Linked DNA regions of Homo sapiens: region 1 is linked to region 2. The links are chromatin contacts, found by Hi-C or POLR2A ChIA-PET in ENCODE. All regions are on one chromosome and are shown on one strand. Each heading gives the region's core, a stretch centred on a gene start or an enhancer-like site at or near the end of the contact. The rest is flanking DNA. Distances are from core to core; before and after follow the strand shown. Region 1 holds the start of FGF22 (fibroblast growth factor 22). Region 2 holds the start of MADCAM1 (mucosal vascular addressin cell adhesion molecule 1).

What was found. A loop is a pair of places that touch in the nucleus more often than their neighbours do. ChIA-PET counts read pairs that join two places held with the same protein, here RNA polymerase II (POLR2A). Pooled maps may share reads with other maps.
Region 1: a pooled map shows a loop between it and region 2 (2.5-fold over the local background). The contact joins the promoter of FGF22 here to the promoter of MADCAM1 in region 2. A Hi-C loop is called at or near these places in 3 of 168 maps with a recorded cell type or tissue (CD14-positive monocyte, gastrocnemius medialis and naive thymus-derived CD4-positive, alpha-beta T cell), 7 of 37 single-sample maps with no recorded cell type and 20 of 50 pooled maps. POLR2A ChIA-PET finds 5 or more read pairs at or near these places in 2 of 52 experiments (HEK293T and activated T-cell).

Annotation. Positions count from the first base shown.
Region 1 is chr19:638,513-641,212 of GRCh38, reverse strand. It overlaps FGF22 (fibroblast growth factor 22), which reads right to left and starts at 1,334. Exons shown (of 3, transcript NM_020637.2): 1 at 1,074-1,334. The coding sequence starts at 1,287. RefSeq lists a silencer at 1,162-1,651 and an enhancer at 1,993-2,700.
Region 2 is chr19:495,132-497,880 of GRCh38, reverse strand. MADCAM1 (mucosal vascular addressin cell adhesion molecule 1) reads right to left here and starts at 1,395. Exons shown (of 5, transcript NM_130760.3): 1 at 1,330-1,395; 2 at 1-48. The coding sequence starts at 1,381. RefSeq lists a silencer at 2,028-2,077.

The DNA of each region.
Region 1 (2,700 bases), core at 85-2,584, 140 kb before region 2:
AGGGTGGGCGTCTCTGTCACCACTGGGTCCCCCATGCGGAGCACAGCACCCACAAGGTGCCCGATTAGTGACCAGCGAATGCACGAAGGGCAGGAGAGCCCTCAGCTAGCCCTCACCCCCATCACCGTCCAGCTGGGGAAACCGAGGCTTGGAGAGAGGCAGAGACTGTTCCAGGTCAGGCAGCGGAGCCAGGCCTCTGCCCCGGCCCGAGGCCACCCCGCCTGGCCATGCCCGCCATGGATGGACCGGCCCAGCCAGTCCCCTGTCCGCCCTCGTCACGTGCGGCCTAATGAGGGCCTTGGCGCCCAGATGAAAGCGGTGGGAAGGACAGGGGGTGATTACCTGCCCTGATGGTGGTGATTCAGGCGGCAGCCAGCGGGCCCGGGCCCCCTTCCCAGTGCCCCCCGCCCGGCGGGGACACCGACTCCCCTGGCCTCCAGGTACCCACATCCCCTGCTGTGCCCAGCCTCTCCTCTTGCTCCTGACATTCCACAAACACTGAGGGCCTACCTCAGTGTGCTCGGCAGACCCTGGGGACAGAGACGCCCGCTCCGTGACGTCCTGGGCCCTGTGGGGACCCAGCTCCGCCACCCCTGTCAGTGTGACCCTGGGCAGGTCCCATCCCTTCTGTGTGCCTCCTTGTCCTCACCTGCCAGATGGGGTGTCTGGGAAGAAGCAGAGGGGGCCCCGACTCAGGCAGCCCTGACTGGATTCTGTGATGTCAGGAGTCCGGAGGTCAGCCCCCCGCCGCTTCCGCCATGCAGCTGGGCCTGCCCCAGCCCCTCTGGAGCCTCAGTTTCCCACCTGCAGATGGGTGGCCCCACCCACAGGGTTGTACCACACGGACGCTTCTCTGCCCCTGAGCCGGGTCCGCCGCTGCAGCCTTCGCTTTAACAGTGCAACCCTCCCACCAGGCAGGCTGCACCCATCTCACAGACCACGGAAACTGAGGCCGAGGCTGCACAGAGGAGCCTCCGGGACTCCCCCGCGGGCGCAGGTCACCGTGAAGACGGCGGCCGCGTTGCCGTCACCCGCCGCCTCCCCACCCCAGGCCCCCGCCGCCCCGCACTCACTGTCCTGGCCGTGGCGCCAGCGGGTGCCCTGCACGCGGCCGCCGGGATCCACGCGCAGGAAGAAGTGAGTGGAGGAGAAGAGGCGCCGCCAGCGCACGTCGCCCTCCAGGTGCGGGTAGCTGCGCGGTCCCCGCGACGCGCTCGGGGTTCCCGCGGCGTCCGGCGCCCGCGCCAGCAGCAGCCAGGCCAGGCCCAGCCACAGGCGGCGGCGCATGACCCGGCACCCGGTTCGCTGCGCGCTCGTCGCTCCCGGGCGTCCGCGGCTCTGCCTTCGCGCGGCGGGGCCAATGGGGCGCCTCGGGGGCGGGGCCGGGTTCGCTGGGGCGGGGACGCCGGCCAATGGGGTGCCTCGGGGCGGGGGCGGGGTCCACTTGGGCGGGACCAGGCTAGGGCGCCGGCCAATGGGACGTCTCGGGGGCGGGGGCCAGGTGCACAGGGGCGCGGCCGTGCGGGACTCCGCGCTCGGCCTCCGCGCGTTTGTTGTTTGTCTCGCGGGGCGTGTCCGTGAGTCAGCCGAGTCCCCGGGCGGGCTAGGACCTCGGGTTGCGGGGGCGGGAGTGTGAGACGCGGGCCGCAGAGACCTGGAGGGAGACAGAGACCCGGAGGGAGACAGAGACAGAAAGACGGCGGCAGTCAAGAGACACAAGGAAGATGACCGGGAGAGACGAGAGAGACACAGAGACAGAGAGGGGCAGAGGCGGAGATGCTTGGGGACAGAGATGGACACGGGAGGTCCTGCCGCGTGCGTCAGCCGTGGGACCAGCCAGGCTCCGGGGCATGCCCTCGTGGGACTTCTCTCCCCGCAAATTGTAGTTTCCCGAAAGCCAGGCCCACAAGGGTGTGGGAATGCGCGGGTGGGTGGGCAGGTGACGACTGGGGACGTGTGTTTGGGCAGGTAGGTGGGCAGGAGGGAGGATAGCCACGTAGACCTGTCGGTGGCCGGCTGGCGGGGCACGTCGGAGGCGGCAGGAATGGGGCGGCCCCATTCGCACCCACACTTGCTCCTCCCTTAGAGCCATACCCCAGGCCCCACGGGGAACCACCCAGCAAGGCGGCTGGCCCCCACCCTTCCTCTGCCTGCCCCATGCGCTGGGCCCCAAAAGGTGAGCACAGTGACCCTCACAGACTCACAGCCAAGTGGAGGCATTGACAACTGGGGAAACCGAGGCCTGAGAGGGGCGGCGACCTCCGCTGTGGGGACACAGCTCCCAGCAGCCCAGTCCTGGCCCTGCGGCCACAGCCCCAGGTGGCACCCACCTTTAAATAGCACCAGGCTGAAGACATGGCGACCAGCCTGTCCTGCCGGGGAGCCCTCTGGAGGGATAACCGGTCTGGCTGGACGCTGGGATGCCTTCTTGGTGGCTCAGGCATCTCCTGACCCTCTCTTCCTGGCTTAGGCGGGTCACACAGAGGGTGTGGCAGGTGCCACAGTCTCAGGGACAGGGGTCCCCATGGCTGAGGTCCAGCCTGGCCTGGCTTCCCACACTAGAGCCCTGTGGCCAACACCCCAAGCTTCGGTTCCGCCTCTGTAAAATGGGCCAGTAAAGAGACGTCTGGAGGAAGACAATGAGACCCTCCACGGAGCACGCTGGGCAGAGGGCGCGGCACCAGACACTGAAGAAATGTC
Region 2 (2,749 bases), core at 146-2,645:
CCGGCTCCGGGGGCTCCACCTGCAGGGGCTTCACCTGGAGGGACTGGCCTGCGGCGACCGCGGCTCTCGCTCAGCCCCGCGGAGTCCCGGACCCCGCCCCGCCACCGGCCCTGCGTCCCGCTCCACCCCCGGACCCCGCCCCGCCTCTGCCCGGTTCCCGGACCCTCCGCTGCACCCCCGGACCCCTGCCCCGCCGCTACCCGGACTCCCAGGCTCGGTCCCTGAACCCCGCCCCGACCGCCGCCTCTGCCCCAGTCCCCCGAACCCCAGCTGCCTGGAGCCAGTTTCGCTGCGGGTCAGGGGGCCGCGCGGAGCCCCGCAACTTCCCCTCTCAGCCCCTGCCTCCTCCGAGCCCCCTCCTCTGGCAGGATCACCAATCACCCCCTATCTCGGAGCCCCTTAACTCTGAGCACCCCTCGTCTCTCCCGCGCCCCCTCCGAGCCCCTCCTCTCTCCTGCGCCCCCTCTTAACTCCCTCCTCTCTCCCGCGTCCCCTCCCCGCTCACCGCGCCCCTTCCTCTCCCCCGGGCCCCCTCCCCTCTCCCGGGCCCCCCTTCTCTTCCGAACCCCCTCCCCTCTCCCGAGCCCCCTCCCCTCTCCCGAGCCCCCCTTCTCTTCCAAACCCCCTCCCCTCTCCCGCGCCCCCTCCTCTCTCCTGAGTCCTCTTCACTTTACTGCGCCCCCTGCTCTCTCCTGCGCCCCCTCCCCTCCGCGCCCCTCCTCTCTCCTGCGCCCCTTCTCTCTCCTGAGCCCCTTCTCTCTCCTGAGCCCCCTCCACTCTCCTGCGCCCCCTCCTCTCCCCTGCGCCCCTCCTCTCTCCTGCGTCCCTCCTCTCTCCTGAGCCCCCCCACTCTACTGAGCCCCCTCCCCTCTCCTGAGCCCCCTCCTAACTCCCTCCTCTCTCCCGCGTCCCCTCCCCGCTCACCGCGCCCCTTCCTCTCCCCCGAGCCCCCTCCCCTCTCCCGCGCCCCCTCCTCTCTCCCGCGCCCCCTCCACTCTCCTGCGCCCCCTCCTCTCTCCTGCGCCCCCTCCCCTCCGCGCCCCCTCCTCTCTCCCGCGCCCCCTCCTCTCTCCTGCGCCCCTCCTCTCTCCTGAGCCCCCTCCACTCTCCTGAGCCCCCTCCTCTCTCCTGCGCCCCTCCTCTCTCCTGCGTCCCTCCTCTCTCCTGAGCCCCCCCACTCTACTGAGCCCCCTCCCCTCTCCTGGGCCCCCTCCTCTCTCCCGGGCCCTCTCCTCTCTCCTGAGCCCCCTCCCCTCTCCTGAGCCCCCTCCTCTCTCCTGAGCCCCCTCCTAACTCACTCCTCTCTCCCGCGCCCCCTCCCCTTCTCACCGAGGAGGAGCCCCAGAAGCCCCGCCAGCAGGAGGGCCAGTCCGAAATCCATGCTCAGTCCCCTCTGTCCCGAGGCCGCGGGGAAGCCGCTTAAATAGAGGCGCCCACTCCTTCCCGCCGCCCGGCGACCCCGCTCCAGCTGCTCCCCGGGGGCTTCCCAAGGGGCTTTCCTGGCCTGACCCCCGACCCTGGAGGCGGCAGAGAGGCAGGGGCTGGGGGCCAAAGATGGGGCGGGGTCCCGGGGCCACTCAGGACGGGCAGGCAGGAAGGTCTGGGTCTGTTCCAAGCCTCATATTCAGGCACGGGAAGATCGCAGACGGAGGCCGGAGGGTCGAGGTCAAGTGCATGGAAGTGGGACAGAGGCTGGGCAGCGCCGCCCCCACCCCGACGGCGGGTCCCCTGCACTTTCTTTTCTTTTTTTTCTGAGTTTCGCTCTTGTTGCCCAGGCTGGAGTGCAATGGTGCGATCTCAGCTCACCGCAACCTCTGTCTCCCGGGCTCAAGCGATTCTCCTGCCTCAGCCACTCCAGTAGCTGGGATTACAGGCATGCGTCACCACGCCTGGCTAATTTTGTATCTTTAGTAGAGACAGGGTTTCTCCATGTTGGGCAGGCTGGCCTCGAACTCCCGACCTCAGGTGATCCGCCCACCTCGGCCTCCCAAAGTGCTGAGATCACAGGCGTGAGCCACCGCGCCCGGCCCGCCTGCACTTTCCCGGGCGGCCGCACAGGGGCGGTGGAGAGCAGCCCTCCCCCGTTCCGGAGCTGCAGGCCGGGTCTTGTTGGCTGGGGTCCCCTGGGGGTCAGGTGAAGGTCGCTGGGGATGGAGGCCCCCTGGACTGAAGTCTCCTGGCCGTGGTGGAGCTGTGAGACCCTCCAGGACGTGGGACAAGTCACCCCATCTCTGAGCCTGGCTTCCTTCCATCACACGGGCAGAGGCCGCCCACCTAGCAGGCCTGGCTGGAGCCTGGGAGCCCGAGTAGGGGCTGCCTCTGTTCCTTGGTCTACACTGAGACCTGGATCTCGGTCCACAAGAGGGATCTGGAAGGGATGCTGGCTGGACTCCCACTCACAGCTGCCATCAGCGAGTCCTGGGAACCTCATCTTCCAAACGCACTGGAATCCACCCACCTGTTCCTCCAAGCCCCGCACACTGGTTCTGTCTCCGCTGGTGGCTTGTTTACCCCCCTGCATCACCGGGACCCTCCCAGGGCCTCTGGGACTCTGCCCGGGCTGCTCCTCACCTTACCCAGGTTCTGCCCACCCCCTCACCCCCTCGCCCCCCACCCTCCTCCGCTGTGGTTCCCAGGGTGCTCTGCTCCTAGCTCAATGAGGGCCTGTGGTGGCAGTCGTGATGGCTGGCTCCCCTCCACCCAGGGGCCGGTCCTGTGACCCTGGACCCCATGCACCGCAGGCACGCGG